2 separate regions of the Homo sapiens genome follow, and region 2 is linked to region 1. The links are chromatin contacts, found by Hi-C or POLR2A ChIA-PET in ENCODE. All regions are on one chromosome and are shown on one strand. The core of a region is the stretch at or near the end of the contact, and the rest is flanking DNA. Distances in the headings are between cores, read along the strand shown. Region 1 holds the start of CDK16 (cyclin dependent kinase 16). Region 2 holds the start of ARAF (A-Raf proto-oncogene, serine/threonine kinase).

Evidence for each region. Hi-C counts contacts between places; a loop is a spot of excess contacts on that map. ChIA-PET counts read pairs that join two places held with the same protein, here RNA polymerase II (POLR2A). Pooled maps may share reads with other maps.
Region 2: a map of gastrocnemius medialis shows a loop between it and region 1 (2.9-fold over the local background). The contact joins the promoter of ARAF here to the promoter of CDK16 in region 1. A Hi-C loop is called at or near these places in 2 of 168 maps with a recorded cell type or tissue (CD4-positive, alpha-beta memory T cell and gastrocnemius medialis), 8 of 37 single-sample maps with no recorded cell type and 16 of 50 pooled maps. POLR2A ChIA-PET finds 5 or more read pairs at or near these places in 6 of 52 experiments (A549, CD4-positive, alpha-beta T cell, Caco-2 and 3 more).

Annotation. Positions count from the first base shown.
Region 1 is chrX:47,216,433-47,220,723 of GRCh38, forward strand. It overlaps CDK16 (cyclin dependent kinase 16), which reads left to right and starts at 2,249. Exons shown (of 16, transcript NM_006201.5): 1 at 2,249-2,673. LOC105373194 (a long non-coding RNA gene) reads right to left here and starts at 2,218. Exons shown (of 3, transcript XR_949047.4): 1 at 2,071-2,218; 2 at 574-702. RefSeq lists silencers at 1,583-1,692, 2,393-2,552, 2,573-2,682, 2,693-2,762 and enhancers at 1,883-2,002, 2,123-2,192, 2,336-2,975.
Region 2 is chrX:47,558,788-47,563,078 of GRCh38, forward strand. ARAF (A-Raf proto-oncogene, serine/threonine kinase) reads left to right here and starts at 2,418. Exons shown (of 16, transcript NM_001654.5): 1 at 2,418-2,464; 2 at 4,122-4,276. The coding sequence starts at 4,181. It overlaps LOC124905184 (a long non-coding RNA gene), which reads right to left and starts at 2,652. Exons shown (of 2, transcript XR_007068225.1): 1 at 2,297-2,652. RefSeq lists a silencer at 2,485-2,784.

The DNA.
Region 1 (4,291 bases), core at 999-3,498:
CAGTATGCCAGCTCCTTTGCGGATACTCTATAGACACCTTGTTCACTGCACCTCCCCCATTACGGCTCCATGTCTTCCCCACCACAACTCCTGGATCTCCTTGACACCTTATTCGTGCCTGACACCCTTCTCCATCAAAACAAGCTTTTGAGTCATGCATGAATCCTGGTTGCATCTTAGTTGTTCCCCCTCCACCTCATTCCATTTTACTTCTGCGGTTTGTCTACCAGTCTACCATTGTTAACACCAGCCAGATGGGAGATCAGGGCTTAGCAGGCGGGGGTTGCGTCATTGCACCGAGCCCCCTGCACCCAGCAGCCACAAAGGATAGGGTGGGACAAAGGTTTCTCTTGTCACTGCCTGGAACTATTTGCCCACCTCCTTCTGATCATTTTATTTTCTTGGCCTGCTCTGGCAGGCATTCAACAAACATTTGTTGTGTGCTGTGTGCCAGTCACTTTCTAGGCACGTGAGACAGCAGTGGATAAAACAAAGATCCCTGTCCTCTTGGGGTTTTACGTTCTGCTAGGTTGACACCCAGAATAGATTATAAACACAGTAAGCAAATTGTACCTTAGAAGTTGATCAGTGCTCTTCAAAAGGCGAGGAATAGAGCCCGATCTGGGGATCTGGAATGATGGCAGTGCAGGTAGGAATTTTTAAATCGGAAAGGCTTCATGGAGATGACTTTGAAGCAAGCACCTGGAAGAAGTGAGAGAATGAGGCACGTGGATGTGGGCCAGCAGCATTCCAGGCAAAGGGAACCACAGCAAATGCAAAACCCCTGAGGCTGGATTGTGCCCGTTTCACTCAAACAGCTAGAAAGAGCGCTAGTATGGTGGCAGTGAGTCAGGGGAAGAAGAGGAAGAGATGAGGTCAGAGAAGTGATGAGCCTGTTCTATGCCAAGGCGAGGACTTTTATCTTTGTCAAATATTTCCACTCCCATCATGGCCCGGGAAATCTCACTAATGTAAACCTTACTGAAAATCCTAACTGCTGTGATCAAGGCTGCCATAAAGGGAAGCCCGGAAGAGGCGGGGAGGCTGCCTTGGAACAGGGTAGTGTAAGGATGTGCCAGAAGGCCTGCTGGAGGTTGCAGCCCTTTGAGCTGGACTTGGGGATAGTGTGGTTTTCCAGGCAGAAGGAAGTGAAGGATTAGGTCGGCCTGGTAGTACTTGGCACACAACATGCGCCCAATAAATAAAATGGAAATAAAACCGCGGAGTGTTCTACTTGTGTTGACTGACATCAAAACAAAACAAAAAACCCTCAGAGTGAGGGGAGGCACGGGAGGGGCTGTGCCGGGCAAGAGAGGTGGCAGGAAAATCCAACGCACGGCGCCTATGCAAATACTCGTGTGAGGCAGAAAAGAGGCTCCGCCCCGCTCGAAGTTCCAAGCATGCGCAGTAGCGGCTCCTGCGCCTCTAAGGATCCGCCTCTTTCCTTCTTTCTCAGCCTGGGTTCCACCCCGGGAGGCCCGCTGTATGAGATGGAGGGCGGGCTAAAGGCGGGACGAGACTCGATTGAGCGCAATTATGACCAATCACCTTGCGGAATATTCGGCCTATAGCGAAGGAGGAGCTCAGAACAAAAAGGAGACCCCACCCCCGCCGACGGTGAAAACCTATGAAACCTGGGCGGAGGCGTGCGGAGTCGGGTAGAGAGCGAAATCACGCCTCTTCAGTCAGCCACGCCCTTTATTCTTGCTCGGCCTCGCCACAGAGAGCAAATCAGATTGGCTGGGCGACAACCTCAAAGGGCGGGGCTGCACACGTTCACTACGGGAATGAGGTAGCGGTGGAGGGGGCAGTTGGGCGGGGATAGGCCGTCCTAGCTAAGGTGGTAAAGGCCAATAACTCTTCAGGCTGCCTCTCCTCGAAAAGTCATCTTCTCGCGAACCTTTAAAATGCCTTCCTCCCCAAGCACCTCAAGGGACTAGAACTGAGTGCTTCATTTGTCTTTTTTCCTCCTTGCAAAAGTCCCGTTTGCCACCATGGGGATGTACCAAGTGAGACCGAGTAGGGGGAACGAGTGGTGATTGACGCGCCAGGTTACTGGCCACTGCTCACCTAGGCGCTAGCAAACTTCTGCCAAGATCGGAACTGAGTACTAAACAGCCTCCACAGTTCTCCCTGGTGCCGTCTCCGGCTTGGCGCCGCATCCTCCTCTGGGCTCGCGATGGCCGCGTCCCCTCCCGCTGCGGACGGGTCCTTTGGTACATGCAGTCCGAGGTGAGTCCCCTCCTTTCCACTTCACCCTTCCGAGCGCCTGCGTGCGCATGCGCGGAGCGCGGCGCGCGCGGCGGTTGGGCCGTTGGCTGTTCGGCCCTGGGATCCGCCGCCACTCCGCGATCAGACCGCTCTGTGCCGCGAGCCGCCGTGAGCACTCGGATTCAAGCCGGCGCCAACGAGTCCGGGGGCATCGCCCGCAGCGGCCAAGCTCATGGCCGGCTGAGCGGGACGCCGCCTCCGCCTCAGCCACCGCCGCCGCCGCCGCCTCCTCCTCCTCAGCCGGCGGCGGCCCGGGCCCAGCAACCATGGCTGAAGACTACTGGGACGGGCGCCTGCGGCGAACAGGAGGAGAAGGAGGTCGCGCGGCCTCATCCCGGGCCGCCGCCCCAGGCGCCGCCGCGCCGGCCCCGCGGCTCTGAGGTTGCTCGCGCGCCCCCGCCGGTGAGCGCGTCCCCGAGGCGTGGAGGCTGCCCCTCCTCCTTCAGAACCCACCTCGGGCGGTGCCCAGGGGTCTGGGCTGCGGGGCTGGCAGGTGCCCCCACCCCCGGCGAATTTCCCAGAATGCACCGGGGCGGGGGGTCATTTGGGGCCTCCCTGACCTTGGCCCCGCCCTGGGCCTGTCCTGGGAGCTGGGGTTGGGTAGTGCTGTGGGTGCTAATGGGGACCTGGGGGAGTCAAAGGACCAAAGGGTGTGGAAATGGGTGACAATGGGGTGAAAGACTTGGGGGGGTTGCTGATGGGGGTCGGAGCATGTGGCAGTAAGCCTCACGCCAATAAGTCGTGTAAGGTTCAAGGCCCCGTGTGTGCTTGTGGAAGGAGGGCGGGGTGCGGAGCGGGTGAGGGACCCGAGGGTGTATAACGGGGGGTAGGGTGTCGAGGAAGTTCTAAGACATGCTCATAGGGATTATGTCCGCAGAGAGGCCCGGTGTGTGTTCATGGGGGACAGGGTGGCACAGGTACCAGAACGTGTGTTGGTGGGGTCAGGGCTCTGAGGCCTGGTGCGTGGCGATGAGGCCCTGGATGGTGTTAATACTGCGTGTCTGTCCGTGGGGCCTGCAGTGTGTGAGAATGCAGTGTGTGCTTGTGGAGGGCAGGTAGCTGAAGGACTCGAGTGTGGTGTGTGCGCCAGTGGGGGTCATGGCTGTAGAGGGTGTATGCCTGTGGCCTCGAAGGTCTAGGTAGTTTGGGACCCAGTATATGCTAATGAGGGCAGAGTGGAGGAAGGACCTGAGGGTATCTAACGGAGGAAGGACTGTGGAATACCTGAGCCTGGCCTAAAGGAGATGAGAATTGCGTGTCTGTCTGGGCCCAGGAAGGAGTGGTGGGGAAGTGTCTTAGCACTGTCAGAGGCTTAGTGGACGAAGGGTAAAGGTGATGTGAGGTGTGAGTGTGTCCATGGACACAGGGAATGTGAGTCTCGAGGGCACACTAGGAAGGAGCAGGGTAATAGAAGTACTGGTGGTTGCTAATGTGGGTTTAGAGACATAGAGGCACTTCAATGTGTGCCATTTCGAGAGTCAGCTGTGTGAAGTCTGGAATATGCTAATAAGCATCAGAACCTTGTGAAGATTGTGCCCTTGTGTCCGCGGAGGACCAGAGTATGTTGAGGTTCCAGGGGGTGCTACTCGGGGGTAGGGCTGCGGAGGGGATCTAGTGTGTAATAAGGGGGATCAGGGCTTTCATGAAGGGATCTAAGTGTGAACCAACAAGGATTATATCTGTGGAGATATCTCTGAGCAGAGAGCAATAGAGGACAGGAATGTGTGATGATCTCGGTGTGCTAAAGTGGATTACAGCTAGGGAGGGCTGAAGTGTGTGCTAATGGGAGTCAGGGCTGAATGAGACCTGTGTGCACTAATGAGGGTCAGGCCATGGTAGAACAGTGTGTTTGTGTGTCCCTGCGGAATAGGGCTGAGTAAGGGTTCAGGGTGCACTAATGGGGAGGCAGGACTGTGTGAGGCCCGGCGTGTGCTAATAGAAATCAGGCCTGAGTGAAGACTCAGTTTGTGCTGACAGAGGGGACAGGACAGTGGAAGGACTGGAATGTGTGTTAAGGATG
Region 2 (4,291 bases), core at 1,168-3,667, 340 kb after region 1:
CAATTGCTCTACATTATCATCAATACATAGTATTGTCAGTCTTTTTAATTTTATCCATTGGAGTTGGGCATGGTGGCTCATGCCTGTAATCCTAGAGTGTTGGGAGAACGAGGCCAGGAGCTCGACACCAGCCTGGGCAACATAGTGAGATCCTGTCTCTAAAAAAAAAAAAAAAATTTTTTTAGCCATTAAATGGTGAAGATCCGAATAGAAAAGTGGAGTTGGGGCCAGGTGTGGTGGCTCAAGCCTGTAATCCCAGCACTTTGGGAGGCCGAGGTGGGCAGATCACTTGAGGTCAGGAGTTTCAGAGCAGCCTGGCCAACATAGTGAAATCCCGTCTCTACTAAAAATATAAAAATTAGCCAGGCATGGTCGTGGGCGCCTGTAGTCCCAGCTACTCAGGAGGCTGAGGCAGGAGAATCACTTGAACCCAGGAGGCGGAGGTTGCAGTGAGCCAAGATCTTGCCACTGTACTCCAGCCTGGGTGACAGAGCAAGGCTCTGTCTCAAAAAAAAAAAAAAAAAAAAAAAAGAAAGAAAAGAAAAGAAAAGAAAAGGGGAGTTGGGAAATGGAAATTATATGGGAGGCCAGTAGGCAGAACTTCTGTCTTCCTTCTTATAGACAGAGAAAGCCATGTGATAAATACAGATTGAAATATGTTGAGGCCCCCCCTCACCTATGACCTTCCTCTGATCTTTCCCATTACATTGCCAAAGGATGCTAAATCTCCAAACAGGAGAATGCAGTCACTTGAAACACAACAGGCCATTCATGGTGTTGGGGAAATAATTAAAAAGAGAATCTCGTGCCAACCCAATGAATCCTCTCCACAAAGTAGACAAGAATGAAAAGTTTTTTTTTGTTTTTTGTTTTATTGAGACAGGGTCACTCTGTCACCCAGGCTGGAGTGCAAGTGGCAAGTGGCGTGATCTCAGCTCACTGCAATCTCTGTCTCCTGGGTTCAAGTGATTCTCCTGCCTCAGCATTCTAGGTAGCTGGGATTACAGGCGCGCGCCACCGCGCCCAGCTGACTTTTTTTTTTTGCATTTTTAGTAAAGACGGGGTTTTGCCATGTTGGCCAGGCTGGTCTCGAACTCCTGGCCTCAAGTGATCCGCCCGCCTTGGCCTCCCAAAGTGCTGGGATTACAGGCATCAGTCACCGCACCCGGCAGGAATGGAAAGTTTTATAACTGAATAAGCATTACACCAGACTGTGATGCACATCACAAACAATCTGCTAAAGAGGTTTCAAAGACAGAAAGAAATCTCATCCGTTTATGTAGCAGGCAGATACAGCCCATTACAAACATATTCTCAAACAATAACTTGTGCTCAAGAAACTTGACGGCACCATTTGGTACACATACTTCATCCCAAATTCACCTGGTAATTAGGGTGGCTATCTGTGTTAGTTAATTGCCTTTATCCAAAGGAAAACGAAAACTCATATCTCTATGACAAGCAGGTAATAACTTGAAGCCAGGCACGCAGATCAAATTCCCACGAAGACAGGGAAAGACAGGGGTGCTATTTTCATTGATGTTTACATTTCAAAGAGATGGCTACAAGGCTCTTAAGAAAAACATTCCGGGGATGTAAAACTGGCAAGAGATTTAGCTTTTAAAAGGACTTACATACATCTCAAAGGGACAGAGAAAATTTTACAGTTACAAGTTTTCTAAAGGAAATGCTCTAAGAGAGACGTCTTTCTCTTTTGACACCAGGGAAAATTCGATCTTTAAAAATTTGTGTTTACCCCACAATACCTCCACACATTGACTGGCATCGTGCTCCCTTCCAGGTCCGCACTTCCCTCTTCACCTGGCCACCTGTGACTAGTTTTTCATAGTCCTAATCAACCCCATTCCTAAAGGAAGCCTCCCAGACAGCAGGCCGCCCCTCCTAGGCCCAGTCCCCCAGCCCCCGCCACACCAGAGACCCGCTGTCCTCAAAGGCTATGAACTACAGTCTCCTAGAGCTGGTGAACATCGCCGATCATTGGTTCTGATTCCAACCCATTTCAAAGATGGTAAAAACTGAGACACGGGAAAATCATAAAAGGGTGCTTAGGGCACTGGCCCAAAAAGGGTACTTAAGGATTTCTCCGCCCAGATGCCAAAGCCCTAAGGTCAGCCCCAAATGACCTGTGTTCTGCTTTATACGTCTATGCCACTGTTGGGGTTAAAGCCCTAGGCACGCAGGTCTTGCCTCAACTGCGCCTGCGCGAGTCAGGACGAGCGCTTGCCCCAGATCTTGACGTTTCAGGCGGCCCCTCCTAATCCGGAACACGACTCACATTCCGTTGGTCTTGCCTTGACAGACGTGACCCTGACCCAATAAGGGTGGAAGGCTGAGTCCCGCAGAGCCAATAACGAGAGTCCGAGAGGCGACGGAGGCGGACTCTGTGAGGAAACAAGAAGAGAGGCCCAAGATGGAGACGGCGGCGGCTGTAGCGGCGTGACAGGTGAGGGCGGGCCCGGGAGGGCTCGGTTTCTGGAGCGGCTGCCGGGCACGGGCAGGGAGCCCGGACCGAAAGCTCAGCTCCAGGATGGCTGCGCCTGGGCCCCGGCGTTCCCTGCCCGGAACCGGAGGAGTGGTTTGACCCGGGGCGAGACCATCGTCGACAGCGGGGGTGGGGTGGGTAACAGGAATAGGCGGGCAAGGCTGCGGGTGATGGTTTCGCCCGCTGCTAGTGGTGGTGCGCCTGCGCAGAGCCGGAAGCCCTTTGGTAGGCGGGACCCGACCGAGTGGTGCCGGGATTCCGTCTTAACCCCCGCTAAGGTGTCCAATGACCTTTCCTTACCAACTGCGGGGAGTGTGTGGAAACGCGGTTCACTCCCCGGTTTCCTTATTCTGGATCAGTGTCTGACCGCCCCCGCCGGGAGAATGTCAGGATTCTCGCCTCTGTAACCGCCTTCCATGATCCCTCATTCAGTTTAGACCAGTAATATGCCTGTGACCCCTCACAGGTTGTCAAGGAGAATTTTGGAGCTCCCTCTTTACCTCCATTTTTCTCCCCGCAACACCATACCTTCCTTCTCCTTTTGCTATGACAATGTCTGGTGGTCCACCATTACCTCCCCAGTTCGGCTCAATGTCTGGTCATTTCCATTTCCACCCTTCTCCCCATTACAGTCCCTAGTGACGCCTGTTACATCTCCCTTCCGCATAGTATGTAGTGACCCCCCCCCCCCATGAATTCCTCATCATAGAGGCTTGGGACTTCCATTAGCCACCTAACAACGGTGTCTGTGGTCCTAACATCAACATTACACCCCAGGGCTTAGGGATGTCCACAGTGCCCTTTAAGGACATGTTTGGTGCAACCTCCATCTTCCCCAAACTAAGGGCAGTATCTGATAATCCTCTCTTTCCCATCACCGTGCCTGCGACTCCTCCCTCACCACAGTAACTGGCATTTCCCCCGTTCTCTGTTAAAAAACCAGGACACTTTGGGAGGCTGAGGCGGGTGGATCATCTGAGGTCAGGAGTTCGAGACCAGCCTGGCCAACATGGTGAAACCCCGTCTCTACTAAAAATACAAAAAATTAGCCGGGCGTGGTGGCACACGCCTGTAGTTCCAGCTACTCAGGAGGCTGAGGCGGGAGAATGGCTTCAACTTGGGAGGTGGAGGTTGCAGTGAGCTGAGACCATGCCATTGCACTCCAGCCTGGGCAACAAGAGCGAAACTCTGTCAGAAAAAAAAAAAAACAGAAAAAAAAAAAAAAAAAACCCAGGACATTCTGTTCGTGCTTCTTATGTACCTGACGGCTCAGTGCAGTGTGTACTGACTTCCCCATTGGTCCCCAGCACAGAGTCTTGTGTGCTCCTCTACCCTCCAAGACAGTATGCTCTGTCCCCCTTCCCTGTTCTCTCCCCCGCAACCCTGTGCAGTGAAGCTGAGACCTTGGCACTCAAGAGTGAGACAAGCAACAGGAGGGCCTGAGCAGAGAAGGAACTGGAAGGACTTCAGATGTGAGCAGGATCTCTTGGACTGTCGTGTGAAAATTAGGCTGCAGGGGGCGACAGGAGCCTGGACTTTGAATTTTATTTTGTCCCCTGCCACTTTGCTTCTAGACTATCATTATTGGACCTCTGAATTCTTGTCTGCCTTCTTGTAGGAGCCCCATGGCACCTGCCCAGCCCCACCTCAGCCCATCTTGACAAAATCTAAGGCTCCATGGAGCCACCACGGGGCCCCCCTGCCAATGGGGCCGAGCCATCCCGGGCAGTGGGCACCGTCAAAGTATACCTGCCCAACAAGCAACGCACGGTGGTGAGTCATGGAAGC